Regions from separate parts of the Homo sapiens genome. Here region 1 is linked to region 2. Evidence: chromatin loops called from intact Hi-C (ENCODE). Cell type or tissue: pancreas. All regions are shown on one strand. Each heading gives the region's core, and the rest is flanking DNA. Links, peaks and the distances in the headings are about the cores only. Region 1 has its middle 34 kb from the start of DACT2. Region 2 has its middle 120 kb from the start of FRMD1.

What was found. A loop is a pair of places that touch in the nucleus more often than their neighbours do. Peaks named below come from ENCODE experiments on the same cell type or tissue, not always from the same donor. Only the 100,000 strongest peaks of a DNase experiment are listed, where the experiment ranks them.
Region 1: it touches region 2 in a loop (3-fold over the local background); 9 of 110 quality-filtered maps call a loop at or near these places.

The regions. Positions count from the first base shown.
Region 1 is chr6:168,345,994-168,360,988 of GRCh38, reverse strand. No RefSeq gene overlaps it. Among named protein-coding and RNA genes, the nearest start is that of DACT2, 34 kb to the right of the region's middle. RefSeq lists enhancers at 1,665-2,644, 12,979-13,479. In pancreas, for the core only: no CTCF peak of the experiment used is centred there; no DNase peak of the experiment used is centred there.
Region 2 is chr6:168,190,900-168,205,894 of GRCh38, reverse strand. No RefSeq gene overlaps it. Among named protein-coding and RNA genes, the nearest start is that of FRMD1, 120 kb to the right of the region's middle. RefSeq lists enhancers at 10,379-11,027, 11,028-11,677, 11,934-12,501, 14,971-14,995. In pancreas, for the core only: no CTCF peak of the experiment used is centred there; a DNase peak (open chromatin) is centred at 8,620; H3K27ac peaks cover 1,933 bases.

The sequences.
Region 1 (14,995 bases), core at 5,573-10,572, 160 kb before region 2:
ATCCAATGCTATAATGATTTTGCCTATGCTTTTCTCTAGGAGTTTTCATAGTTTTAAGTTTTACATTTAGTTTTATGACACATTTAAAGTTTTTTTAAAATATAGTGCATGGTATGGACAGAAGTTTTGTTTGCTTGTTCGTTTGGAACACATAGGTATACAACAGTTTCAGCACCATTGGTTGAAAAGATTATCCTTTTTCCACTGAATTGTCTCTAAACACTTTCTGAAAGTCAAATGTCCACATATGTGTGGATCCATTTCCAGACTCTCTAATCTGTCTTGTTGATTTGTCTACCTTTATGCCAGTGATACACTGTTGTATATAATATGTTGTATACCACAGGTTTACAATAAATCTTATTTATTATGGTAATCTAAATATTATCATGCATTTACAATACATCTTGAAATTAGGTAGTATCGGTCTTACAATTTTGTAATTATTTTTCAAAAGGCAATTTCAATCAAAATCGCTTACGGTATTTTTTTTTTTTTTGGTAGCAATCGACAAGCTGATCCTGAAATGTATCTGGAAATGAAAAGGCTCTTGAACAGCAGAACATCATCTAGTTCTTCACACTGTGCTACCACCTCTTCTGTAGGTTTGTGATTATTTGAAAAATAAGTGTAGTTTTTAAAAAATTAATCAATTATATTTCCCAAAAAGTTGAAATCCCTGCGTTCAGCTCTCTTTCGTTCTAGAAAATAGCCCTTCAACTTTCTTGTTCAGAAATAGAAAAACGAACTTCATTCCTCATGTATCCTCATCGTGGGTCCCTTCAGTCTTCATGTTATCACCTTTTCTGTGTTCAGCTGTGACGTGCATACTGATTTTAAACAGGATTAAAACATCATTTTGTTTTCTTACCTCTCTCTCCAAAATTCTGACGTCCTCGAGAGTTTCCCACAGTTGTTAGTGATTCCCCATTTCTAAATATGGGATCGCACCTCCCACAGTCCTCTCAGGCTGCGATTGTGCACACATATTAAAGTAATTACGGGACCCTGGGAGGACAGCAGTGACTGTGTTTGCTTGTGCTGACGTGCTTCGTCAGCGTAGCTGTGAAATTACACACAATTAGTTGAAGATTCTCCTTGTGAACAAAAAAATAACGCCATCCACATAATAGGTGGTATCGTCATCCCTGAAATTCCAGGCCCTTACAATGAGCAGCGTACGAAGACCTGCGGTTTCCTCCCACCCACACGTGAAGGGGAAAGGGTCCTCGTTACCAGCCAGTGTGAGCCAAACACATCCCTGATGCGAACTGCTCATCAATGCCCCTGTTGAAAGAAAAATTCTAGCAGAATTAAGTTTAACAGAGTTTAATTGAGCAACGAAGGGTTCATGAATCAGGCAGCCTCCCGAGCCAGAACAGGTTCAGAGAGACTCCAGCACAGCCACGTGGTGGAAGAATATTTAGGACAGAAAAAGGAAAGAGACGCACAGAAGACGGAAGTGAGGTGCAGAAACAGCCAATTGGTTACATCTCGGCACTTGTGGTGTTTGAGCATGGTTTGAACAGTTGGCCACCTTTGACTGGCCAAAACTCGGTGATTGGTGCAAGAGTAGGCTATGGTCCGTTTACACCTCTACAGAGAACCTGTAGGTTGAATTTAAAATATGCAGACAGTGTAGCTTTAGGCTACACTTGATTTAAGAGATCGCAAAAGCTTCCCAAATGCTCAGCTCTCAAACGTGCCGGTTCCGCCAGCTGCTCAAAGATGTCTCTTCCACCTCTGCATGCAAATGATTCTGTGTGTTAGATAATCAATAGTGCAAGCAAGAACCCTGCTGCACCAGTAAAGTGGTATTTGTTAGCTAGGAGAACAAAACCATTTAATAGTAATGATGATAATTAAACATTCAGATTGGTGTCTGACAGGAGCGTCCTGCGGGAGGACAGACGCAGCTGAGACAAGGAGCAAGAGGACTGGCAGGAGGAAGCACCGGAGCATGGGGTGCTCACATCCACTGAGGGCTGCCCCTGCTGAGCACCGTCCTGGGCCCGCTGAGGTTCTCACACCTGCCTGGGGCCGCCCCTGCCGGGCACCGTCCTGGGCCGCTGAGGTTCTCACTCCTGCCTGGGGCCGCCCCTGCCGGGCACCGTCCTGCGCCCGCTGAGGTTCTCACACCTGCCTGGGGCCACCCCTGCTGAGCACGGTCCTGGGCCCGCTGAGGTTCTCACACCTGCCTGGGGCCACCCCTGCTGAGCACCGTCCTGGGCCCGCTGAGGTTCTCACACCTGCCTGGGGCCGCCCCTGCTGGGCACCGTCCTGGGCCCGCTGAGGTTCCCACACCTGCCTGGGGCCGCCCCTGCTGGGCACCGTCCTGGGCCCGCTGAGGTTCTCACACCTGCCTGGGGCCGCCCCTGCTGGGCACCGTCCTGGGCCCGCTGAGGTTCCCACACCTGCCTGGGGCCGCCCCTGCTGAGCACCGTCCTGGGCCCGCTGACGTTCTCACACCTGCCTGGGGCCGCCCCTGCTGAGCACCGTCCTGGGCCCGTTGAGGTTCTCACTCCTGCCTGGGGCCGCCCCTGCCAGGCACCGTCCTGGGCCCGCTGAGGTTCTCACTCCTGCCTGGGGTCGCCCCTGCTGAGCACCTTCCTGGGCCCACTGAGGTTCTCACTCCTGCCTGGGGCCGCCCCTGCCAGGCACCATCCTGCACCCGCTGAGGTTCTCACACCTGCCTGGGGCCGCCCCTGCCGGGCACCGTCCTGGGCCGCTGAGGTTCTCACTCCTGCCTGGGGCCGCCCCTGCCGGGCACCGTCCTGCGCCCGCTGAGGTTCTCACACCTGCCTGGGGCCACCCCTGCTGAGCACGGTCCTGGGCCCGCTGAGGTTCTCACACCTGCCTGGGGCCGCCCCTGCTGGGCACCGTCCTGGGCCCGCTGAGGTTCCCACACCTGCCTGGGGCCGCCCCTGCTGGGCACCGTCCTGGGCCCGCTGAGGTTCTCACACCTGCCTGGGGCCGCCCCTGCTGGGCACCGTCCTGGGCCCGCTGAGGTTCCCACACCTGCCTGGGGCCGCCCCTGCTGGGCACCGTCCTGGGCCCGCTGACGTTCTCACACCTGCCTGGGGCCGCCCCTGCTGAGCACCGTCCTGGGCCCGTTGAGGTTCTCACTCCTGCCTGGGGCCGCCCCTGCCAGGCACCGTCCTGGGCCTGCTGAGGTTCTCACTCCTGCCTGGGGTCGCCCCTGCTGAGCACCTTCCTGGGCCCACTGAGGTTTTCACTCCTGCCTGGGGCCGCCCCTGCCAGGCACCATCCTGCACCCGCTGAGGTTCTCACACCTGCCTGGGGCCGCCCCTGCCGGGCACCGTCCTGGGCCGCTGAGGTTCTCACTCCTGCCTGGGGCCGCCCCTGCCGGGCACCGTCCTGCGCCCGCTGAGGTTCTCACACCTGCCTGGGGCCACCCCTGCTGAGCACGGTCCTGGGCCAGCTGAGGTTCTCACACCTGCCTGGGGCCACCCCTGCCGGGCACCGTCCTGGGCCCGCTGACGTTCTCACACCTGCCTGGGGCCGCCCCTGCTGAGCACCGTCCTGGGCCCGTTGAGGTTCTCACTCCTGCCTGGGGCCGCCCCTGCCAGGCACCGTCCTGGGCCCGCTGAGGTTCTCACTCCTGCCTGGGGTCGCCCCTGCTGAGCACCTTCCTGGGCCCACTGAGGTTCTCACTCCTGCCTGGGGCCGCCCCTGCCAGGCACCATCCTGCACCCGCTGAGGTTCTCACACCTGCCTGGGGCCGCCCCTGCTGGGCACCGTCCTGGGCCCGCTGACGTTCTCACACCTGCCTGGGGCCGCCCCTGCTGAGCACCGTCCTGGGCCCGCTGAGGTTCCCACACCTGCCTGGGGCCGCCCCTGCTGAGCACCATCCTGGGCCCGCTGAGGTTCTCACACCTGCCTGGGGCCGCCCCTGCTGAGCACCGTCCTGGGCCCGCTGAGGTTCTCACACCTGCCTGGGGCCGCCCCTGCTGAGCACCGTCCTGGGCCCGCTGAGGTTCTCACTCCTGCCTGGGGCCGCCCCTGCCAGGCACCGTCCTGGGCCCGCTGAGGTTCTCACTCCTGCCTGGGGTCGCCCCTGCTGAGCACCTTCCTGGGCCCGCTGAGGTTCTCACTCCTGCCTGGGGCCGCCCCTGCCAGGCACCATCCTGCACCCGCTGAGGTTCTCACACCTGCCTGGGGCCACCCCTGCTGAGCACGGTCCTGGGCCCGCTGAGGTTCTCACACCTGCCTGGGGCCACCCCTGCTGAGCACCGTCCTGGGCCCGCTGAGGTTCTCACACCTGCCTGGGGCTGCCCCTGCTGGGCACCGTCCTGGGCCCGCTGAGGTTCTCACACCTGCCTGGGGCCGCCCCTGCCAGGTACCGTCCTGGGTCCGCTGCGGTGCTCACACGCTTGATCTTCTCGGCGTTTCCAGAAGTGGATGCTTTTGCACATTCATCTCACAGGTGAGGAAAGTGCAGCCTGGGGCGTTTCCAAACTCAGGGAAAAATATGTTACCGTTGGAGCCCGAATTTGAACCCTGGTCTCCCTGAGTCCAGACCTGCAGGAAAGAAGGGAGCAATTTAAAAAGAAGCAGAAAGAAGGTGCCAAGGGAGGCACGGAAGCAAAGGGAAGGGGCTAGGTGTGGCCCCGGGTTGTTTCTGCAGACAGCGTGTCACCGCCTGGTGGCCGGGGCCGCTGGATGTGAGATGTGGAGACCTCGCGTCGTTTGTCATTTGCTGTAAGTGCTGGGAGATTTCTCTGTAATTCTCATAAGGAAAGGGGATGCCTTTTGCTGCGTTTTTGGGAGGATTCTCTGCAGCTGCCTCTTTCTGGAGCCCTGGGTCAGGCTGAAGATCCCCGCGTCCCCCCTGCGTGGACACCAGGGGGCACCCCACCCGCACCAAGGAGGTGCAGACTCCCACAGCCATAACAGGGAGGAAGAGTCCAACCCACCCACGCAGACAGGCGGCTCACACTCAGTGTCGACCTGAAGCAAAGCATTTGGAGTTTCCGTGTGCTCTGACTTTGGGGAGCCAGGCTGTGCGGGGACCGAGTCCTTAAGTGCAGAGTTCAGCTGTGACCGGGCTGACAGTGACCCTGCTGTCTGTCCAACACGCAGGGCAGGAGGCTCCTTCTAGAAGCTGCTGCAGTCTGCAGAGCACGGTGGCTCTGGGGGTGCCCCTGGGGTCCAGTGCAGGGTGGCACGAGGCCAGGTCAGCTCCAGAGAGATGCAGGCAGCACTGCCCACCGGGCCCCACTGCCACCCCTAAGACAAAAGTCCCTGTTTTTGTCTCTTTGCAGACACCTGGGCTTTTTATTAAAACACAACATCCCTAATCAAGCAATAAAGATGGAATCTGAATCCTATCTCTGACATCAATTGTCTTCTCCTTTTTTTTTTTTTTTTCTTTACTGAGACGGAGTCTGGCTCTCTCACCCAGGCTGGAGTGCAATGGCGCAATCTCGTCTCACTGCAACCTCCACCTCCCAGGTTTAAGCGATTCTCCTGCCTCAGCCTCCTGAGTAGCTGGAACTACAGGCGCCCCCCACCACGCCCGGCTAATTTTTTATATTTTTAGTAGAGACGGGGGTTTCACCATGTTGGCCAAGCTGGTCTTGAACTCCTGACCTCAGGTGATCCACCTGCCTCGGTCTCCCAAAGTGCTGGGATTACAAATGACATCAATTTTCAGTGAACTGGGTTGGAACACTTTTTAAGACATCGCAGGCTGTTCTCTAGGCAAGGGTACAGGGAAACTGTATTCTTAATCTGCGCCGGTTGTAATTACAGTGGTGTAACAATTGCTCTAGGAAAAGTACCCAACGACAGATGGCAAAAGCTACAGAAATACTATGTCCTTTACCTGTTAAATCCACACAGAGGAATCTCAGCTAAGAAAAAATCCTAAGTATGGAACGTCATTACATATAAAATATGTTCATCAAAATCCCATTTCTAATAAAAATTGTTCAAAAATTATTTGAAAGCCTTAAAGTAGGGGTAATGTAACTCTGCTGAGTACCTCCACTCGGTAGAATATGGTCCAGGCCTTAAGATCTGGGGTCATCATTGTACACAACATAGAAAATGCCCTTTACCGCATTTGTGACTATGTAAAAGACAGGCACAGGAAAACAAAGCTAGAAGAAACTAAGCCAAAATATTAGTGCATTTGTGTTCCAATAATGAGATTCTAGCTCTTCTTTTCTGGGCTTTCGAAATTGTATGTGATATGGATTTATTTTAATTAACAATTGGAAAATAAATAAAACGTATTTCTTTTTTAAAATAGATTTTAAATTGTATTATTATGAGAATACTGACTGTTGCTCAATAGAAAGCCAAGATCTACCGTGACTAAGTCTACACCTCCAAGAGTGCATTAGCCAGAGTGCTCCCCAGAGTGACGACGTGCAGGCTTGGCAGGAAAATAATGGCAGCCAAGGCTGGGGAGAGCCTGTGGTCCCGCTCCGCAGCCCAGGGGAGGGAGGCTGCATCAGGGTCGGCAGCGAGCAGAGGACTCCTGGGCAAGCTACTTCCCTCTGCTCTGCATCAGTTTATCCGCCTGTAAAAGGGGTGTGAAAATATGCCACACCTTGCAAGCTTTTTGCAAAGATTCAAATGAAATAATTCATATTGGGCCAGGTGCAGTGGCTCACGCCTGTAATCCCAACTCTTTGGGAGGCCGAGGTGGGCGGATCACGAGGTCAAAAATTCGAGACCAGCCTGACCAACATGGTGAAACCCCATCTCTACTAAAAGATACAAAGAAATTAGCCGGGCATGGTGGCACATGCCTGTAATCCCAGCTACTCCAGTGGCTGAGGCAGGAGAATCGCTTGAAACAGGGAGGCAGAGGTTGCAGCGAGCCAAGATCACGCCATAGCACTCCAGCCTGGGCGACAAGGCGAGACTCCGTCTCAAAATCAATCAATCAATAAATAAATAATAAAAAAGAATTCATATTAAAACTCTTGTATAAAAGATGATTACAACAAAAAAATCCATAACAATAGATGCAGATCAGGTTTCCTCTTCCAGGTGACACAATATTAATTCATTCATTCACCAAAAATGTCTTGGTCTCATCTAACATGCAAAGCATCCGTCAACGTGCTTAGCACTGAGGACCTAAAGACAGAGGAGACATGATTTCTTCCCTTGAGCATTTTACAAAATCCATATGGAAAAGCCAAGAGAATCTTCAACAACTAAGTCTAATGCCGTGCTTCTCTGGTTGGGGATATGCTCTATGTGTTTGCATTAGTGGAAGCAACCTCGAAGTCACTTTATGTCACCCCACACTGTGGTAATTTCTTGATTTTTAAATTAGTGTGAATTTTTGTTTCTTCCTGGATTGTTCTATAATCACCCTTGTTCTCTGGGAAAAGAAGCACTTTCCATTTTAAAGAGGAAAATAATTTTGGAATTTTGTTTATGTGGTTTAAGTGGCAAATAAGAAAGACAAATGAATTTCCATATTGCCAGATAACCTCAAGGAAAGGAGAAATGCTTGAGGGTCATTCCTCCTCCAGTGTGGTTAGTCTGTGGATATAATTTGCCTCTGTCTGCCTTGACTAGATGCTCCCAGGGGCCCCACCCATTCTCTGGTGTCCAAAGGGCTTTTTCCCCTGCTCTTCATTCATTTTGGCATATTAAGAAATTGGGTTTCATGTTCCACCTAAAACCACAGGCGAGGTAGTTCTCTCGTGCAGGTGTGTAGCTCTCTCGCCTTGCAAAGCAGCACACACTAGGACACTCCTCAGGAGCCCAGCCTGGTTCGGGTTTGTATCGCACTCCGGGTTTCTCTCCAGAGTAAAGATGACTTCACGGTGGCAGCAGGGGCTTCCCAGTCGCTTGGAAAATCCCACCAAGAAAATTGTTCTGTTCATTCAGTGAATCTCGCTATTCCATTTTTAAGTGCATTACCCTCTTCTGGAACCTCACAGTTGCCCATAATAATCCACACAAAAAGCCTCATGTGTGTGTGTGCTTGATCATCGGGCAGTCATGCCAGTTCTATCAGTGGTAAGTAGAGGCGTGTGTTCCCACTTTAGAACGCTTTGCTCTCTGTGTACCCAATGACGAAAACAGAAAAGCAAGGAGCATGCTTCTGTCGTTTATCATAGCAGAAGAAAAGCATTCAGCCAACATTTGCTATCTTTCGACTTCCAGGTAACAGCCCTTCTAAGGGATGTGAGGTGTTATCTCATAGTGGTTTTGATTCGCAACTCCCTGATGGCCACTGATGTTGAACACCTCTTCCTATACCTGTTGGACATTTTTATGTCTTCTTGGGAGAAAATGGCGATTCAGATCATTTGCCCATTTTTTAATAGGGTTTTCTACTATTGAGTTGTATGAGTTCTTTATACATTTTGGATACTAACCCTTGATATGGTTTGGCTCTGTGTCCCACCCAAATCTCATGTTAAATTGTAATCCCCAATATTGGAGGTGATTAGATCTTGGGGGCAGAGTTCTCATGAATGGGTAGTATCATCCCTCAGTGCTGTTCTGGGGATGGTGAGTGAGTGAGTTATCATGAGATCTGGTTGTTTAAAAGTGTGCGGCACCTCCCCCCACCTCTTTCTCCTGCTCCAGACATGCCACGTGCTGGCTCCCTGTTGGCCTTCCGCCGTGACTGTAAGTTTCCTGAGGCCTCCCAGAAGTTGAGCAGATGCCAGCACTGCTCCAGCCATGCCATGTGCTGGCATTCTCCTGCTCCAGCCATGCCATATGCTAGCTCCCTGTTGGCTTTCTGCCATGACTGTAAATTTCCTGAGGCCTCCCCAGAAGCTGAGCAGATGCCAGCACCATGCCTCCTGCACAGCCTGCAGAACTGGGAGCCAATTAAATCTCTTTTCTTTATAAATTACCCAGTCTCAGGTGTTTCTTTATAGCCGTGCGAGAATGGACTCATACAGCCCTTTATCAGGTCTATGGTTTCCCAATCCATGGGCTGCCGTTTTATTTTGTTGATTATTTCCCTTGCTTTGCAGAAGCTTTTTAGTTTGATGTAGTCCCATTTATTCATTTATTTATTTATTGCTTTTGTAGCCTGAGCTTTTGATGTGACATCCAAGAATCACTGCCAAGGCCAATGTTAAAGAGCTTTTAGCTTCTGTTTTTTTCTTGTATTTTTATGGTTTCAGGTTTTACATCAAAGTCTTTAATCCATTTTAAGTTGATTTTTCTGTTTGGTGTAAGATAAGGGTCCAATTTCATTCTTTTTCACATGGAAATCCAGTTTTCCCATTACCATTTGTTGAAGAGACTGACTTTTCTCCATTGAGTCCTCTTGGTGCTCTTGTCAAAAACTAGTGGACCATCCATGTTTGGATTTATTCCTGGGCTCTCTATTCTGTTTCATTGGTACATGAGACTGTTTTTATGAAAGTCCTGTACTGTTTTGATTACTATAGCTTTGTAATATAATTTTAAATCAGGAAGTGTGATGCCTCCAACTTTATTTTTCTTTCTCATTCTTGTTTTGGCTATTTGGAGTCTCTTATGTTCCATATACATTGTAGTTTTTTTTTCTATTTCTGTAAAGAATGCCACTAGGATTTTGATAGGGGTTGAATTAAATCTGTCCATTGCTTTGGGCAGTGAGGACATTTTTGCAATATTAATCATTTCAAGTCATGAACACAAGATCCTTCCATTTATTTGTGTCTTCTTCAAACTTCTTTCATCAATGTTTCATCGTTTTCTGCATACAGATCTTTCACCTCTTTGGTTAAATTTATTCCTTGGCATTTTGTTTATTTCTATGTGTTGTAAATGGGATTGTTTTCTTGATTTCTTTTTCAGCTAGGTTATTATTTATATATCCTACAACTTAACTGGATTCATTTAGTAGTTCTAACACTGGTTTCATTTTGTGGAACTCTGAGGTGTTTTACACATATGATCATGTTCTCTACAGATGGAGATAATGTTACTTCCTCGTTTCTGCGGATGCCTTTTCTTTCTTTTTCTTGTTTGATTGCCCTTGCTAGGACTTCCATGCTATGTTGAACAGAGTGGCAAGAGTGGGCATCCCTGCCTCATAGCAGATCTTGGTGGAAAAGCTTTTAATTTTCCCTCTTGTACACAGTTGGTGGAAATGTAGATTGGTACAGTCATTATGAAAAACAGTATAAGCTTCCTCAAAAAATTCAAAATAAGAACCACCATATGACTCAGCCTTTCCTCTGCTGGATATAGATTCAAAATCCATGAAACCAGTGTCTCAAAGAGACGTCTGCACCTGCATGTTTATTGCAGCACTGTTCACAACAGCCAAGATGTGGGGGGGAAGAAAACCTTAAGTGTCTATTGGCAGACAAATGGTTTAAAAAAACTGTGGTACATACACATCATGAAATATTATTTAGCCCTAAAAAGGAGTGAGATCTTGTCATTTTGCCACTGCATGGGTGAACCTACAGAACATCCTTCTGCTGAGTGAAATAAGCCAGACACAGAAGGAAACATATTGCATAATCTCACATGTGGAAACTAAACAAATATTTTAAATCAAATATACAGAAAGAACAAAACAGTGGTTTACAGGGACGTGGTGGGCGAGGGGAATGGGGAGATGTAGCAAATGTGTAGGTGTCTGGAGATCTCGTGTACAACATGGAGAGATGTAGACATGTAGGTGTCTGGAGGTCTTGTGTACAACATGAGGACTGCGGGGAAGGAAGCATTTGGAATTCATGCTGAGTAGATTCTTGCCACTGCTGTGGTCAGGCTGTGTGTCCCCACCCACCTCTTCTTGAATTGTAATCTCCAGGTGTTCAGGGAGGGACCTGGTGGGAAGTGATTGGATTAAGGGGCTGTTTCCCCCATGCTGTTCCTGTGACAGTGAGTGAGTTCTTACGAGATCCGGAGGTTGTATAAGGCACTTTTCCCTGTTCTTGCTCTCTCTCTTTCCTGCTGCCGTGTGAAGAAGGTCTTTGCTTCCTGTTCAGCTTCCACTATGACTGTAAGTTTCCTGAGGCCTCACCAGCCATGCAAAACGGTGAGTCAATTAAACCTCCTTTGTTTATAAATTACCCAGTCTCAAGTAGCATCTTTATAGCAGTGTGAAAACAGACTACTACAGCCACCTTGTCACAAAATCAAACAAACAAAATGAGTAACTAGGTGAGATAATGGATATGTACTTTGGTTCATCATAGTAACCTTTTTACTGTCTATCTGTACCCCATAATATCATGTTGTATACTTTAAATATACACAATACACACACACACACACACATATATATATATACATATATATAATTTTTTTAAAAAAGAAGCATTTGGGTCTAAAATAGGCAGGGTTATCTGGGAACCTGAACCCCTAATGTTTCTCTTCCACTCTCCACTCATCTCCACGCCTGGAGGAACAAATTCTGATGACATCGAGCATCAGAACCCAGCTCAAGCCCAGCATAACTTTGCCCTAAGAAACAATTTTATGGAATTATTCATGAGGATGTACTTGCAGACCAGCTGAGCATAACCTACGTGTCTCTCTCCCTTGGAGGTCTCCATGATAAACGTAGGAGGGACCTTTTCTTTAGGTGAACGTCTGCCTTCTGCAGTGGCTGCCATCTGGGCCCTGGGCTGGAACCCGCCTTGGGTTATTCTCTGTGTAGATCCCTCCTGACAACAAGGGCACGGACCTACACTCCATAAAGGGCAGGCAGCTGCCGTGGTTTCGATCAGCCCTGTTAGAGTGTTTAACTGGGGCTTGCAACAAGAAAAGAAACTTTTTTTTTTCGAGATGGAGTTTCACTCTTGTCACCCAGGCTGGAGTGCAGTGGTGCAATCTCGGCTCACTGCAACCTCCGCCTCAGGTTCAAGCAATTCTCCTGCCTAAGCCTCCCAAGCAGCTGGGATTACAGGCACCCGCCACCACACCCTACTGATTTTTGTATTTTTAGTAGAGATGGGGTTTCACCATGTTGGCCAGGCTGGTCATGAACTCCTGACCTCAGGTGATCCACCCGTCTCGGCCTCCCAAATGCTGGGATTACAGGCGTGAGCCACCATGCCCAGCCAAGAAAAGAAAATTTCCTAGAGTAATTTATCATAGAAGAGACTGATTTACGAGCAAAAATCACTGCAGGCCCAAGTGTGCTGGCAGCATCTAACGGTGCCCGCACCTTCCAGGGTGAGCATAGGGCAGTGCAGCACCTGAGGCTGGCAGCGGGCAGCCTTCCCAGAGGCCTGGCCCAAGCCTGCATCCCTCTCTCCAGACCCGCTCTGCTCTGCACCTGCTTTTCATGCCAGGGTCAGCAAACTGTAGCCCACCAACTGTCCTTGTAGTGTCTGTGAGCTGAGGATAATTTTATATTTCAAAAGATTTGAAAAAATAATCAGCAGAAGGAGAAGACTTCGTGAGGGGAAAATTATATGACAGCTAAATAAACATCCATGTCTAAAGCTTTGAATGTCATCTTGGCTTTCTCTGCTGCCACCTAAGTACCTACATCGTACCCTCAGTTTTACCTCCTGTCCCACAAGGGCTAAAACACTTGCTCCCTGGCCCTTTGTGGGATAAGCTCCGACCCTGCTCTGTGTGGGAGTGACTACGCTTCCCCTGCAGGAGGCTGCTGCCGCCCCATGAGACAGACCCAGGACGAAGTGTTGACTCTCTTAATTCTGGCCTCAGGGCCGTGCTCCAAATCCTGGTCACTTCTTTCTGGGCCAATTCTGAACCGTCCCCATGAGGTGAGGGGGCTGCTTATTTGTGCCATGTTTGCTTATCTTCATGAGCAATGAGTTCACGTTACATGGAAGGGATGGGTGGAGGAGAGGGGCCTGTGAGCTGGGCGGGCGGGTGCCCATGGTCAGGAGAGGGGCCTGTGAGCTGGGCGAGCGAGGAAGGGGCTAGGACAACAGGGTCTCCCCACAGGTGAGCGAGGAAGGGGCTGGGACAGCAGGGTCTCCCCGCAGGTGAGCGAGGAAGGGGCTGGGACAGCAGGGTCTCCCGGCAGGTGAGCGAGGAAGGGGCTGGGACAGCAGGGTCTCCCCGCAGGTGAGCGAGGAAGGGGCTGGGACAGCAGGGTCTCCCCGCAGGTGAGGGAGGAAGGAGGTTCCACCACTTGGGCAACACTCAGCTTAACCAGCGAGTGGAACGCGTGCTTGCAGAGGGCGCCAGGAGACACGTGTAAGCATGTTGAGCAGCATGGTGGTGGGGATGAACGCCCTGCAGGCAAGAGGCCTGGAAGAGCAGCTGTGGCGGGATCACGGAATACGGCACTCTACAGTGAACACGTGGACCAACTGCTCTCCACACATCAGCAAGCACGGACCCGAAACACGGCACTGAGTGAAATAGCAGGTCAAGCTTACAAATAACCACGGCTTCCATTGGTGTTCAAAGGTGGCACTTCTACTAACTCACTAATACAGTCACTTAAGACATACAGATTATGATCATCCATTGAACAGATCAGGAAACTGAGGCTAGGACATCACACCGCCTCTGAGTATCAGAGCTGAGACCGGAAGCCAGGTGCCTGGAGGGCTCTTCACAGCAATGCCATAATCAGAAAAACACAGTGTGATTCCCTTAATATAAAGTTCAAAACCAGACCAAACCACAGATGGGGAAAATGTTTAAAGATAAAATTGGGTGGGTGACAACCCCAGCCCCTGAGTAGTCCCTCCCGCTGTGCGGGACGAGCCTGTGCTCTGGGCGGGTTCTCGGGAGTCTTGCATTTTTAAGCAGGACAGTGGTGTTATGAGTGCTCCTCTTGCTAATTCATACTCTCTAGATGTCTGTGTTCATTCCCCACACTCCTGTACCGAGACCCGCCCAGCCCCAGTAAAGCCTGCTCCATCTCCCTTCAACACTCTGACCCAAACATGGGACTGTGGTCACCCCTCTCTCACCCAGCAGAGCCAAGACAGGGTGACAGCACTGACTCAACAGAGATAAAAAGGTGATGTGGACCTGGGAGTCACCATCAGACAATGTGGCTTCCACAGCAGCTCCTGGAAAGCCTCTCTCATCAGGACCTGGTTCGACCCAGAAGCCTGCACTGTGAACGAGCCTCCCGCTCCATCACCCGCACCCAATGCTCAGGGCCTCCAGGACCAGAATTTGGGAACCACCAATCTAGAAAACGTAGCCCACAGCTAAGCTCTTCCCTTCACACTTTCACCTGCACCCATGCCTTCAGGAATTCAAGTGTTACTGAGCACCTGCCATTGCCTGGCCTCTCTTCTAGGAGAGGTGAGCACAGTATTTATACAGCCTGAATGTGCTGGCTGCAAAGAAAACTGAGCAGGGTGCAGAAGGCCGGGGGCAGGGAGGCCCCAGGCAAGTCCTGGCTGGAAACATGGGCCTGGAATGCACACCCACCGCCTGGAAACCTCAAGGTCCCCACGAGCCAGAGCAACCCAGGGTTTTTCACGTCTCTCCTAGTCTCACCCCCATAAATGCTCCTCCCTGTTGCGGGGTGGGGTCTGGGGACCCCCCTTCCCTGGGGGAATGGCCTCCCTTCCCCGTGCAGGGCTCCCAGGCACCTGGACGTGGCAGTATCCACCAGGTCAACGAACAGCCAGGCAAGAAGCCCTCTGTCCATCTGGCTCCAGAGGATGTGGTTTGTTCCTTCGGCCTCTGAAGCCAGAGTGAGTTTCGGACGGGGTATTCTGGCCCTCTGGGGTCGCGTCCTTCTCTGCATCCCTGACAGCTGCCGGGCATGGACTGGAGCCACAGCAGGACTCACCCAGTCCCCTTGCGCCTCCTCCACACGCTGCTGGTTCCCGTGGAAGTGAATGCGTACACAGGCACCTCTGCATCCGGCTCTAAAGCGCTTGGTGACTCCATGCCCTCCCTCTCCGGCCTGGCTCTGGGGGCTGAGCCTGGGCAGCAGGCGCCCTCCACACCCACACTCCCTCCTCTCCCAAGGGGACCCCTGGCTCCTCATGCTCATAGCTTCCCCTGGCTGCCCCCCAGCTTCCCCCAGCTGTCCCCCGGCTTCCCCCGGCTGCCCCGGCTGCCCCCCGGCTTCCCC
Region 2 (14,995 bases), core at 6,120-11,119:
GAGGTCAGGAGATCGAGACCATCCTGGCTAACATCCCCGTCTCTACTAAAAATACAAAAAATTAGCCGGGCGTGGTGGCGGGCGCCTGTAGTCCCAGCTACTCGGGAGGCTGAGGCAGGAGAATGGCATGAACCCGGGAGGCAGAGCTTGCAGTAAGCTGAGATCGCATCACAGCACTCCAGCCTGGGCGACAGAGCCAGACTCTGTCAAAAAAAAAAAGAAAAAAGATGAAGAAGGAAACACTGATAAATTCTCTCCAAATGCTTTTCTCACCTCACAAGCACCTAGAAGGTACAACTCTGTGCTGGTTCCAGAGCTGCCAGCCCTTGGTGGGGTCTGATCTTGGTACCATGAGGACGAACTCACGCTTACCGCCAGGGATTTTAACCTGCAAACATTCATAGCAACTCTACTTCAAAACGTTATTTTTACCCCACTTTGCAGATAAGGAACTGGAGACTCAGAAAGGTTATTCCAAGTTCCCCAAGGTCATACAGCAGGTCCGAGGTGGAACTGAGATTTCAACAAGGCCCACCTGACTTGGAACCCGGCTCCTGGACCACACCCGCACCCATGTGTGTGCGTGAGCGTGTGCTTGCACGGGTATGGATGTGGTCTGCGTGTGAAAGTAGATACTAGGAAATGTACCATCCTGGCTTCCTATTGGAGAGAAGTAGGGATATTTGAGGAAGAGATAAAACATGTTTAAAAACAATAAATTCACATATCTCAATGTTTTTTGTCTTCACAAAAATCAAAGAAAATAAAGGTAAATACTCTTAATGGTTGTTCAGAATCCAATAGTTTGTATCTCTACGGTCAAGAAGGGTGATTTATCTGTACCTATCCTTGTTTCTGAATCATTCCGCATTTGGACCTGTGTTTAAATATCTTTCTGTCAAAATTTCAGTCATGCTTACATCGAACAATTCTCAAGGCCGAATCCATGTTGCAAAGAAATCTTTCAAAGAGATGTACTATCTGCTGCTGTCTTTATTCGAGGCATGAATCGTGAATAAAAGGAGAGTCCATTTATTTGCAGCAGGGAGCCACCACACAGCACCCAGTTGGGGACACAGTAGTCAGAGGTTATCAAGGTTCCCAAGTCCTTCTACCCATAACCTAAACAAACAGAGGAGTTTTCTAAAACACAGAAAAGTTACAGTATGTTGGCTCCTGTGCGTGCATGTGTATGTGCGCACACACATGTGCATGTGGGAGGGGTGTGTAGGGGGGGGGATGGTGCATGCATGTGTGGGGGTGTGTGTGTGTGTGTGCTGGGCTGCTTTCTTTATTCTTTGGCCAGGCTGCTCTTTTTAAATCAATAGAGGGAAGGAAAGAGAATGATCAGGTCTGTTGGTAATGAAAACACATGTGAGCACCAGGAAACAGCTTCTGATTGAATTCAGATGCTTTAATCAATAATCATCCCCACCAGGAGGCACGATCTTCTGCTGCAGAGGTGTGGAGAGGAGGTGTCACCGTCCTGCCCCGTCAGGGCCTCCCTGCTCCTGCATCAGCCAGGGCACAGATGTCAGGCCAGAACCGAGGTGCCGCCATCCTGCCCCGTTAGGGCCCCCCATCCCCCTGTATCCTCTAAGAACCATCATTCTACTCTCTTCTCCTATGCATTTACCTTTTATAAATGTCACATATAAATAAGATCATGCAGTATTTGTCTTTCTCTGCCTGGCTTATTTCACTTAGTATAATGTTCTCCAATTCCACCCATATTGTCACAAGTGACAGAATTTCTTTCTTCTTAAAGGCTGTATAGTATTCCATTGTGTATATATAGTAACATTTTCTTTATCCATTTATCTGTTGGCAGACGCTTAGGTTGATTTTAGAATCTTAGCTACTGTAAATAATGCTGTAATGAACATGGAGTGCAGATATGTCTTCAACATACTGATTTCATTTCCTTTGGATATATACTCAGAAGTGGAATTGCCAAATCATGTGGTTGTTCTTTTGTTAATATTTTGAGGAAGTTTCATGCTGTTTTCCACAATAGCTGTACTAATCTACATTCCCACCAACAGTCTACAAGGCTTCCCTTTTCTCTTCATCTTTGCCAACATGTTATCTTTTTGATAACAGCTCTCCTAACAGAAGTGAGGTGATATTTCATTGTGCATTTTCTTGATGATTAGTGATGTTGAGCATTTTTTCATATACCTTTTGGCCATCCATATGTCCTTTTGAGAAACGTTTGTCTTCTTTTGAGAAATATCCATTCAGGTTTCTTGTTCATTTTCTAATCAGATTATTTGTTTTCTTGCCACTGAGTTGTTTGAATCCCTCATATATTTTTGATATTAACCCATTATTGGATGCATAGTTTGCAAATATTTTATCCTGTTCCACAGGTTGTCTCTTCACTCTGTTGATTATTTTCTTCACTGTGCAGAAGCTTTTTAGCTTGATGTAATCCCATTTATCTATTTTTGCTTTTGTTGCCAGTGCTTTTAGGATTCATATTAAAAAAATTCATTGCCCTGGCCAATGTCATGGAGGTTTCTCCTTGTGTTTTCTTATAGTAGCTTTACAGTTTCAGTTCTTATGTTTAAGTCTTTAATCCATTTTTAGTTGATTTTTGTGTCTGGTGTGAGGTAAGGGTCTAATTTCATTCTTCTATATGTGGATATCCAGTTTTCCCAACACCATTTATTGAAGAGACTGTCCTTTCCCCATTGTGTGTTCTTTGTTGAAAGTCAATGAACTGTAAAAGCATGGATTATTTCTGGGCTCTCTGTTTTGTTCCACTGGTCTATATGTATGTTTTTTGTGCCACTGCCATATTGTTTTGATTACTATAGCTTTAAAAAACTGTTAGAACTAACAAACAAATTCAGTAAAGTTGAAGGATAAAAAATCAACACACAAAAATCAGTAGCATTGCTGTATACTAACAATATATTTAAAAAAGAAATTAAGAAAACAATTCAATTTACAATAGCTAGAGAAATACTTAGGAATAAGTTTAACTAAGGAGGTGAAATATCTGTACACTGAAAACTATAAAACACTGGTGAGAAAAACTGAAGAAGTTTTTATAAAAAGATGTAAAGATATTCCATGTTCATGAATTGAAAGAATTAATATTGTTAAAATGTCCATACTCCCCAAAGTGATTAAAGATTCAATGCAATCCCTAACAAAATTCCAATAACATTTTTCACAGGATTAAAAAAAACCCCTTAATTTCTTATGGAACCACAAAAGACCCCAAGTAACCAAAGCAATCTTGAGCAAAAACCACAGAGCTGGAAAAATATCACACTACTTGAATTCAAAATACGTGGAAATTAAACCATACACTCTTGAACACCACTGGATCAATAAATCACAAAGGAAATAGCAAATCCCTTAAGGAGGCCGCGACCTGAGCCACAGGGTCCAGGTAACACCTTGATCTTGTACTTCTAGTCTCCAGGACAGAGACAGGAAGTTTCCATTGGATAAGCTGCCCAGTTCATGGTACTTGGTTGTGGAGGCCTGAGCAAGCCAGGACAGACCTCAAGTGCTCAGATATGCTCTGATCTCTCCTTTCCCTCCCCTAGATTATCCCTCTCTGTGTTAGCTCTCTTCTGAGACCACGCCTCTCTTGTCCCTGAAAAATGGCAGGACTACATCCTGCTGCTTCACTCAGTTCACACCAAAACCCCAGAATTAAATCCTGATTCTGATTAGTCTAACTTGAGCAAAACATTCATGGCTGAACCAAACCCTTTCTTCAGAGGATTCCAGGCTTGACCTCTTGCTTCCCTGGAGATGGAACCCGAATCCATTCCACTGAACCTGCATGACCTGAGAGTGGGAGCAGGAGGAATCCCCCAAAAGAAGTCAGGGGCTGCCAGGAGTCGGATTCGTGGAGGCCAGGCACCAAGAAGCCACACGTCCATTGCAGTGCAGGAAGGTGGATTCACAAAAAGGCAGGAATCTTGACTGAGGTACCACAGCTGTATTCACATTGCAATTGAAGGACCACTTGGGACATGGAATTCCAGGGAGGCCACCTAGGTCTGCCACCCACATTCCCCTCTTTCTTCGTGGTAACTAAATCAGTATTCAGCTGTCAGCTATGGAAGGAAAACGGTGCCTGAATATTCCAGTTCTCTTCCATTCCTAGCTTACCTGATTGACCCAAGTTGGGTGGGGGTCTTGGGTTTGAGGCCTCCCCACGGGCCTGTGGAGAAGAAGTTTGGATACCAGCAGAGACAACTTGGTCCATATGCGTCTCTGAGAGGAGGGCATCCCCCGTCCACACGGGCGAGGCAGCAGGTGGCCACCTGGCTCTGAGCTCTGAAGCCTCGCCTGAGTGCTGAGGTCCTCTTGTGGCCATCATAAAAACAGGCCGAGTCCAGATGAGGACAACAGTAAACAAAAATACATGCAAGACTCCACAGCCAGCAGGGGCTTTTGACCTTTGGCCACACAAAACTGCCTGTCATTTTTGTACCTTCAAAGATAAAAGGCCACATCCCTCCCTTGGGGGGTCTCCTTCACAATTTGTTCACAGGGAAATTCCTTGTGGGCCCCACGATCTTTACCCTAAAAGAGTTCTGTTGAATTTCACCCCGACAATGTAAATTACCAGTTTATCTTCACAGGTACAGGAGAAAGACGGGACCAGGAGTCATCCCTCCGCCCACCTGAGACAAATGCCTATTAGTGCAGGTTCACAGAGTGAGACAATGTGTAATTGACTATTCCTCTGCTGCCTCCTATGTAAAATGTGGATTCAGTGAATGCTGATCAAGGCCTCGAAAGAATACAGCCATTGCCCCTTTTTCCTATCCCCTCCCAACTTTTTTTCCCTCTTTCCCCTACTGCCTTCTCTTTCCACTTTAAATATTGAAGTCCCCAAACCCTGCTTGGACAAAGCAGAAATCTCAGATGTTCCTGTGGTTTTGTGTTCCTTTTTCCCAGGCACATCCTCAGTCTTGGCAAAATAAACCTCTACATTGATTGAGACCTGTCTCAGATACTTTCTGTTTATGGTAGGTTACAACTGTGCCTTATGATCTGTGCACCAATGGTTCATTTCCGATACGTCATCGTACTTGCAGCAGGATTGCCCAAGAAGGTCAAAGGGCCTTTGCCCTGGGCTCAAGGGTAACCTGCAATGTTTTGCATTTTTCCAGGAGTTTGGTGGGAATAACTCGGACAGCCCCGTATGGGCCTGGCCTGGCACTGTGTCAGCCGCATCCCTCCCACTGTCTGCCTTAGACTCCTTGGAGTCGTCCATTTGCTTCTGTCCAGGACTGTCCCTCAGATTCAGAGCTCACAGCAGCCCAGTTGCCACAGCCCTGCCTTAGGAGTGTCAATGAAAACAGCCAAACTCTAAAATATTTGGAGAGATTTATTCCGAGCCAAATGTGAGTGACCATAGCTCGTGACACAGCCCAGGAGGTCCTGAGAACACATTCCAAAGGTGGTCGGGGCAAAGCTTGGTTTGTATGCATTTTAGGGAGACAGAAGACATCAATCAGCACACATGAAGTGTACGTTGGTTCAATCCAGAAAGGTGGGACAACTCAAAGGGCAGAGAGGGCTTTTAGGTCATAGGTGGATTCAAAGATTGTCTGATTGGCAATTGGCTGAAAGAGTTTATCCAAAGACCTAGAACCAATAGAAGGCAGTGTCTGGGTCAGGATAAGGGGTTGTGGAGACCAAGGTTCTTATCATGCAGATGCAGGCTCCAGGTAGCAGGTTTTAGAAAGAACAGATGGTTAGTGTTTCCTATCAGACTTAAAAGGTGCCAGACTCTTAGAGGATTCTTTCCTGGATCAGGAAAAAGACTTGGAAAGGGAGGGGGGTTCTCTAGAGAATGTAGACTTTCCCCACAAGAGAAAGCTTTGCAGGGACATTTTAAAATATATCAAAGAGGCTGGGCACAGTGGCTCATGCCTGTAATCCCAGCACTTTGGGAGGCCAAGGTGGGTGGATCACTTGAGCTCAGGAGTTCAAGAGCAGCCTGGGCAACATGGTGAAACCCTGTCTCTACCAAAAATACAAAAACTTAGCCAGCTGTGGTGGCACGCATCTGTGGTCACAACTGCTTGGGAGGCTGAGGTGGGAGAATTGCTTTAGCCCAGGAGGCGGAGGTTGCAGTGAGCCAAGATTGCACCACTGCACTCCAGCTTGGGTGACAGAAAGCGACCCCATCTTAAAAAATAAATAAATAAATGGTAATAATAAACATCTGTCAAAGAAATATATTTTGGGGTAAAATACTTTGATTTCCTTCCTTTCTGAGGCTGCTTAAGACCCCATCGTATGTGTGAACTGCACCATGTTAATCCATCCACCCACCCACTCGCCCACCTATCCACCCATCCACCCACCCAGGAACACGGGGCTGCTTCCACCTTTGGCTGTTGGACACAGGGCTGCGGTGAACACGGGTGGACAGACATCCTTCGAGTCTCTGCTTTCACTTCTTTTGGGTCTACGCCCAGCAGTGGAATTGCTGAGTCAAATTGTCATTCTACATTTAACTTTTTGAGGAGCCACCATCTGGTCTTATGCACCGTCTCGCAGCCTGTGTAGCCCAACCTCCAGGCTGCCTCTCCGTGAACACTGAGAAGCTTAATGCCACCAGGAACGCGCAGTGCTCAGTGTGGGTTTTAACTTGTCTCAGTTGACGGAGGATTACTTTAACTCAATGCCAGTTTTGACTGCACAAGGGGGCCTGCCCTCTTCCTTTCTCTCCGGCATGGAGACCCAGCAGCTGGGTCCCGGCTTCTCCAGCCCCAAAAGGCCTGAGCCACTGCCCTGGTCCATCCCCTGGTGTGGCGGCTAAGGAGGGCACGTGGATGAGCTGCACCACCGGGCCCTGGCCAGGGCCTCCACCCCAGAATGTCTCAGGGCGGGGCCGCTTCCACTCAGCACAGCCATCTGTACTTTAGCGATGTCAAAGAGAAGCCACCAAGCTCAGCAAACACCCTGCCTGCCTTTCACACAGGATCCCTGAGCGACACCTGTGCTGGGAGCGAGCCCTCCTCTGAGACAGCGACACAATCAATCCTCAGCCTTTTAGTCCAGGAAGATATGTCCTTAAGGGATCACCTCCCCAGGTGTCTGACGGGGGTTGCAGAGCAGCACCGAGGCCTGTGTGTCCATGGGCAGTGTGGACGAGTGGAAGAATTCTAAACTCCCAGAGGATGCCTGGGGTGAGGCAAGCCCTGGGGGTGAGGGAGAAGGGAGCACGGCCAACTTCTCTACCTCTTTTCCGTGCATCCTCTGCAGGCAGCTCTTGAAGGCAGGAGCTGAAGGCTTAGTGCTTTGCAGGACCAGCTGTGATGGTCACTGGCAGACAGCACCAAGGGACCTGGGCACAGGACTGAGGGAGGCCACTGGGCAGGGCTGAGGGAATCCCACGAGGGCCACCCGCACAGGGGGTCCCTCACAGACCCCTCAGCCCTTAGAGTCCCAGTAGGAGGGTCTTCCAAAGAAGTGAGGGGAGACACCAGAGGTGATGGTCAGGGCATGCACAGCACATGAGCTGTCACCACGGAGGGCAGCTGCCGTTTTGTGGGAAGGGTGGGCAGTGCTCCAAGTGGGCTCCTCCCTGGCCACGTGTACCTCCATTTCCCCATCTGAAAAATGGGCAAGACAACAACAGCCCCTTCCTCACAGGGTTGCAGCGGGGATTATCCGAAAAGCACACACTGCCACTTGTAATGAGTGAAGGGGCCAACACACCACAAGCCATGGCACCTCCAGCCAGCTTCCCTTCTGCAGAAAATTCACAGGACATGAGACAAGGGAATCAACCCAGTCCCTCTCCTGCTTTCTGAGGGCAGCTCTCCCTGAATGCCGGTTATCCGGTTATAATAAGATCGGTGAGTCCCCTCAATCACAGAAATATAAGAGACCATGGACGCCACAGGGCCAGTTCTCTGCTTTGCAGTCTTGCAGTGGGCAGCAATGCTGAACACCATGGAGCAGGCTGAAATACATGCGCACTGAAGCCAGGAAGAGGCTGATCTGTTCCTGGGATTCCTGGACTCAGCAGGATGAGGAAGGGACCACAGCAGAAGCTCCTTCCCACCCTCCCCACCCCCACAGGCCCTGCTCGGGTGAAGGGGTCACCAAGCTGCTGGGGCCCTGCTGGCCCCCAGGCTGGCTGGGCTGTGGCCTGTACTTGTGAGATCTCAGAGAGTGGGTTATTCATGTCACCATGGAGGGTGCAAATCTGCAATGAATCATGTCGTCCTCAAGAGCCTCCACCCCCAGATCACAGCGAGAAGCAAGTTTGTTTGGTCCACTCACTCAGCTCACTGCGGCTGAATCATCTTCACCTGCTCAGGTAGCATGGGGTCCTCAGGTAGATGCTCACCATGTTCAGGTAGCACGGGGTCCTCTGGTAGATGCTCACCGTGTTCAGGTAGCACGGGGTCCTCAGGTAGATGCTCACCGTGTTCAGGTAGCACGGGGTCCTCAGGCAGATGCTCACCGTGTTCAGTTCCACCTGATGCATAGGGAAGGGGCTTCCAAAAGGCAGAGGGGTGGCATGGACTTGCCAGGGTCTGGTGTCTCTGGTCTCCTGGCAACATCTTGCCAGCCCTTAAGCTCACCTGGGCATTCACAGCCAAGCACAACTGGAGGCCATGCGGCCCATTCCCAGGTCCAGCCTGGGCCTGTGCCCACGGAGCCCCTGGCTGCAACCGCATTCCACTCAGACCCTTGCCTCCCTGCTCCTCCCCTGCGTCCTTTCTTCTTGAAGCAGCTTTTCCTCCCCACGCTACCTCCACGTGGTTTCTTCTTGCAGCAGCTTTTCCTCCCCACGCTACCTCCACGTGGCTCCAAACCCGGTGGGAGAGTTCCCAGCATCGCTCTATGCTTGTCTAAAGTCCACTCAGTTCTGAATCTCGAACTCTGAATCCAGAGTTACTACGTGTTTGGTTGCCAGCCAGCCCAGGGCAGGGGGATGCGTTCACCTGTTCGGGGGAGGAGATGGGGTCGCTGCACTCAGCCACGTTACGCGGAGTTCATCTGGGGAAGGAGACAAATTTCTCCTCAGTCTGGGAGTTTTCTGAGGGAAAAAAGTTTTGTGCATATTGTTCTTCGTATTGTAATTCAATAGAAAGTCGAATACTTTTTTAACAACGTGAAAACTTCCGTCACGATACTGCAGGTGGATCTCTTGCCCTCTTCCTGCCTTTCCTTTGGGATGGCTGTCAGGAAGTCACGGCCAGCTTCACGTCTTTGTGCTGGGTAAACACACGGGCTATTTGTGTTGGCACCAGCAACCGTACCTGCCACAACCTCAAGTGATCTAAAGCCCTCTGGGTCTTCTGGGCACAATGCACTATTGACTCAAAACTCTGCCTAATAACACATCCTGCCTAGGTAGAAAGCAAAGTTCTAAAAGCCAAATTCACAAGCACGGATTGCTCAGCTTCACGGGCTGTTATCTGCCCTGTACGTTAAAGAAAAGCTGGTGCCATTGAGCAATAGCAAGAACATGATCCGTTTAAAAATCAAGCTGTTTCCGTAAATAAATCAAGAGTTTCAGTAAATAAATGACATTTTGAAACTAAAAATTTAGTAATAAAGCTTTTATAAGAACGTGCCCATCACATCACCATGCTTTTTTATCTGCCAGCAATTTAACATCTATGGCAGAACAAGGAAAACAATTAAAATAATCTGGAGACATGGATTAAAATCTCAGCTTTGACTCTACCAAGCATTTGATCCTGGCCTTTCAGTTTCTGTAAAAGGGGGTGATGGTGCCCACTTCCAGGCAGATGTGAGGACTTAAAGAGACGGAAGATGCCAGCCCCCGTCCTAGGGCTCAGCATCTAGAGGGTGCCCAATCTGTGTCTCCTTTTTAAGGTCTTAGCAGACAAAAGCTGTGGTCCCTGAAGAACTTGCATACCCCCAACAGGAATCAGCCTCCAATTCTAACTCACAGAGGAAGATGGGGACCTCGGGGTGACCGGCAGACGTGATCCTGGGGGACCTCGGGGTAACCGGCAGATGTGATCTGGGCTCGCGGGAGCCACAAACCCGCAGTTCTTATGTTTCTTGGGGAGCCAGAACCCTTTGAGAATTTGATGAAAGTGCCAGACTCTATTCCCAGAAAACAATAATAATAAGTATGATAATCCACACATCCAGAATGGGGGGCCTTAGAGACCACTCCCCACATGAAGGCTTACCCCTGGAACAAGCTCCAAGCTGTACCTTAGGGGGTTCACAGAAAGGTTCCAGAGACCATGTGGCCCACCCCACCTCATTTAAACAGTGAGCTGGAAGTGTGCTCAGGGCTAGAGAAATATCACGCAGAGTCAAGACGAGATTCGGACTTCCTGCACTTCATCCATGGAGCAGGGGGAGGAGGAGGGAGGAAAACCATAAGAGAATGTTGTCGGCAAAGCCAAAGAGAGCCTGTTTCTGTCACTGGAAGGAGTGGGGGCTGCCATGGTAGGGCTGCTGGGAGCACTTGCTGAGCCCAAGGTCCACCCTGAGCCTGGCACTGCCCTCACCGGGAGGCAGAGGACCCACTCAGACGCTGCCCGGCCCGTGTGGAGCAGAGACTGTAGCAAAGACGGGACACATCACCATTTACTAAGTAACTCATTATGCAAGCCGGTTAACAAGTGACATCAAGGAAAAGTTGCAGGAGCTATGAGCGTGTCTAACAGGAGATTCTGACCCCAGGGGGGTTTAGGGCTGGAATTCACCTTACGTTAACCAACCCTCAGGAGGTCACTGAGGACCTCAAGGGGAGCAGCTCCAGGGGGCTGCAGGGATGCCACATGGCAGGGTGGGGTCATGGTGGATTTGCAGAGACACTGCATGACAGGGATGGGGCGAGGCCATCATGGAGTCACAAGCCACCAAACATCTCACGTGCAAACACTCTGTGAGGTGTCGGGGGCACGGTCAGGAAGAGGCCCCAGGGTGCCTGGCCTTGCGGTTTACAGGTGGGTGTCGGGGCAGATGTGCCAGGCAATCAAGGAGGAGGCCCAGGAAGGGGGTAGTGAGGAATGTGGTGTGAGCCGACTGCTTGCTCAAGTCGGCTTCCGGGGAAAGGGAGAGGCTGTGCCAGCAAGGGGGACTCATCGGCAGGGACCCTTCCCATCCTGAGGATGCCATGGCAGGTGGGAACTGGGCACTGAGGTGTGGAAAGCTCCTCTGAGGCTCTCGAGCCCCCAGAAGCTGCACCCCCATTTCTCTGCCTTACCTGCTTGTACCTGGCTGAGGTTCGAATGTGTCCCCTCCAAGACCCAGGCGTTGCCGACGTGATAGTGTTGGAGGATGACTAGCTCCAGGTCTCCTCCCAGTGAAGGGGATCAAGGCCGTCACACAAGAGGCTTCCTGCGGCCTCCAGCGCCCTCTAGCCTCCAAGAACACAGCCAGGAGGCCCCGGGGACGCCGGCGCCTTGATCTTGCACCCCCAGCCTCCAGAAATGTGGGAAGGAAACTTCTGCTCTTCCCCCTCACCCAGGCTCAGGATTCTACTGCGGCCACACAGCAGACTTGGCCACCAAGGCTCCCCCTGGACCCACTCGACCAGAGGTTTCCCTGCTGCAGACTGCCCAGGGCTGCTGCAGAGAACCGCGGCCTCTGAGGACACCACTCACGGCAGGGACGTCCAACCTGGCAGGTCTTCAGCCCGATACACGCACACCGCAGCACGTCCCCAGCCGCCAGGCCCGCCAGCTTCTCACACTCTGAGGAGTCAGCCTCCGATTCCAATTCACAGAGGACACCGGGGACCCCTCCCTGCAGGGCCACCTGGAGCTGACGGCGGCAGTGTTTTGGAGTTGCCCGACGCAGGTCACATTTGAACTTGTGGGAACTGCACGGCCTTGGGAAAACGACCTGTCTAGGAGACTTGCTCTCCTCACCTGTCAAATCACAACATCCCCCGTGGGGACTGAAGGAAAATGGGCAGCCCCTGGGCAGTGCCTGGTGGGAACAGCGGTCACCGTGGTGGACGCTCCAACTCCGGCCTCCCCTCTCTCCTCCCTCCAAGGCTCCGGCCCGGCTCCAGGTCCTTCCTTCCTGAACTTTGCGCCTCGTCCTCCTCCCACGGCACGGGCCCTCCTTCTTCCCAGCAGCTCTGCCCCCTGGTTCCGGGATGCCCTCCTGCCCACCAGGCCCATATCTTCTGTAGGAGTCCCCCAACTCCACCTTTCTCTTCAACACCAGCTCCCCGCACCGCAGGGATTCGCCTCTTCTCCCGCCACAAACTCTCCCTGGGCAATGCCTGACCGTTTCCTGCCCCCGTTCCCAAACCCTGTCTCCAGCCCAGACTGTCTGCTGGGTTCCGTCCCAGGGCGTCCCCTGGTTGCACCCCGGCCCCTCTCAACCACCTGCGGTGCTCGTCTAGGCCACAGCTGAGTTCCCCCCTCCCTCGGCTCTGCTGAGGTCCTTATCGGGTCCGTGGCTTCAGAATCACTGCTCTGTTAAAAGTGGGGTCCTCCCTCCTTTCTGCTTCATGTGGAAGGATCAGCGTGTCTGAGCTTCCTGCCTTCGTGTCCTGATGGTCACTCACGGAGACCTTCCTCCCGCTCCTGCCAGCCCATCTCCTGCCACACAGGACTCGCCGAAGTCGGACTCGCCGAAGTTGGAGGCTGCCCATGTGATTTCTTTGTTTTTAAACTTTCAGTGGCTCCCATTTTCTGGCTGAGAGGGGCCTCGCTCTCCAACAGGGCATCTCATCTCAGATGCCTGCAGCCCCACTGCCCGTCCCACCCGTCCTCTCTCCCACCCCACGGCCAGGCCAGGCCCTCATCCCTCCGGCTATCCTTCCCTTCCCACTCCCGCCGCCTCTAGGAAGCCCCCGCAGGACCCCACGCGGCGCCCTCGGGAGCTTTCGTATCGCTCTGGACCCACCACATGGAGAATGTGTGTGCGCGTCTGTTTTCCCAGCGCGGCCGCGGGCACCCAGCATTACGCTGTCACAGGGCGGGTGCTCCTTGACATCTTCTATGACGTTTTGTTAACTAACATATTTCCCATGACATTAATTAGAGATTCAAACATGCAACAGGGATGAGACATCTACCTTTTTAAATTAATGCGGAACTCCTAGATACACTGCATTGGAATCCATCGCTGCTGTGGCTTTCCAGGGTTCCTCTTGTTTCCTGGGAACAGGAAACGGTTCAGAGATGCGTGGACACCGCTGGGGGCTGCACCCTGGGCTTTCTGGAAACAGGCAGGTGACACCTCCCTCACACAGCACCGAGGCAGAGGCCCCCATTGTTTTCCACGTGACTTTCAAGTACAAATCTGCTCTTGTGGCTTAGCCTGAGGAAATTAAGTTTGTTCTTGTTAAGAGAAAAATATACTGTTAGGGTGTTGGTATTTTTTTCCGTGGCCTATAATTAAAGATGTCTTAGGCTAATGCAGCACTCCCAGTGAGAGAGAAGCACGGTCTTTAGAGACCTGGGTGCTTAAAAACAAATTTCCGGTGGGATGATCATCTGAGCACTGCTAACAAAAGGCTCATTCTTAGTGGAAGGGAGTTGGAAGAGTACACTGTAATTAACGATGCCCACGGTGGGGAGGGCGGGGTCCCAGGGAACCGCTTCTTCATGCCCACAGCTGCTGAACTCCAGCAGTACCGAGCGTGTAACAGATGGCAAAACTCTGGGAAATTAAACACACATGTAAATATTTTAAAGATAATTTAACAACAACAACAACAACAAAAAAGCCACATAGCACTTCAGCCCCAGAAGTCCTCCAAGGACCAAAAGGTTGTCTTTAGGAGTCGGAAGAGAAGAGGCACAGCAGCCCCCAAAGTCATCAGCCCCAGGCACTCCCCTCAGAGGTCACAGCACTTCCCTCCCAACCTGGGACTGTGCAAAACCTGAACTTAGGGTGGGGATGGGAAGGAGGTGGAGTTTGCTTTTTATTCCCAATGGAGAAGAAAGAGTTAGTATGTATTCTAATTTTTTATAATGAAGGGACTATATCCTTCTGAGCAGTATTTAATCATATGGTGTGCCTGGGAAGCCTCAAAAGGCAGATTTCTCACCAGCCAAATGCTGGTATGGGGGTGTCACTGTGGCCCACACTCAGGACACAACCATAGCCTGTCAGCTTTCAGCTCACAGAACACCTGCTGGGCAGAAACCCCAGGTGGATGGCTGCCCACCTTCTCCTCAAGGCTGTGAGTCCCGAACATCTTATGCCCTCCCCAAGAAGCCTCCCCAGGCACTAAGTCACCCCAATTAAAGGAGGCTATTCATTAGGTGAATATATGATTCAAATTTATCCTCATATCGTTCCTATTTCTCCCTCTCTCTCATACACGCGTACACACACACACACTCACCATAGTTTTGGTATCTGAAGGGGCAGAATGCCTGGACCATGCACACCTTGTAATAATCCTCCAGTTAAAAAAAAAAAAAAAAAAGCGAACCCTCCCATTTCTCTCCACAAGCCCAGTGATTTTAAATCGAAAAGAGTTCAGGGCTCCTGAGTCCATCGCAGGCAGTGGCTTGAGCCCTGCATGGAGCCTGACCCTGGAGCTCTGCTGAGGACCTGCCCAAGGGCGAGGGGCAGGGGCAGAAAAGCCAACTCAGGACATTTACACAAAGTTTTAAAACCAGCACCTTAAACACAAACCATTTACAATGTGGTGGCTCTTTTCACTTCATCCTAACAGTTACCCCCTCGAGTGAGCACAGGGGTAACCACGTGGCTTCCGGAGTCACGCAGGTGCCACTGACATCCAGCCCCACCTCCTGCGAGCTGCCTGCATGCCCCCAAGCCACCATGTCTTCCTCTGTCACGGGGGACTGTGGAGATAATCCCACCTCCCTGAACCAGCATGAGCCCTCCATGAGAAAGTGACAGTGCCAGGCAAATGCCATGCTCTCGCTACGTGTTGGCAGCCTTACTCTTGGCATTTACTGAGCACCTACAGCTAACAACATACTGTCTCAAGGCCTGCCTCAACTATCACCTCCTCTAGGGAACTGGCTGTGCCCTGACCTCAAGGTCCGCCTGC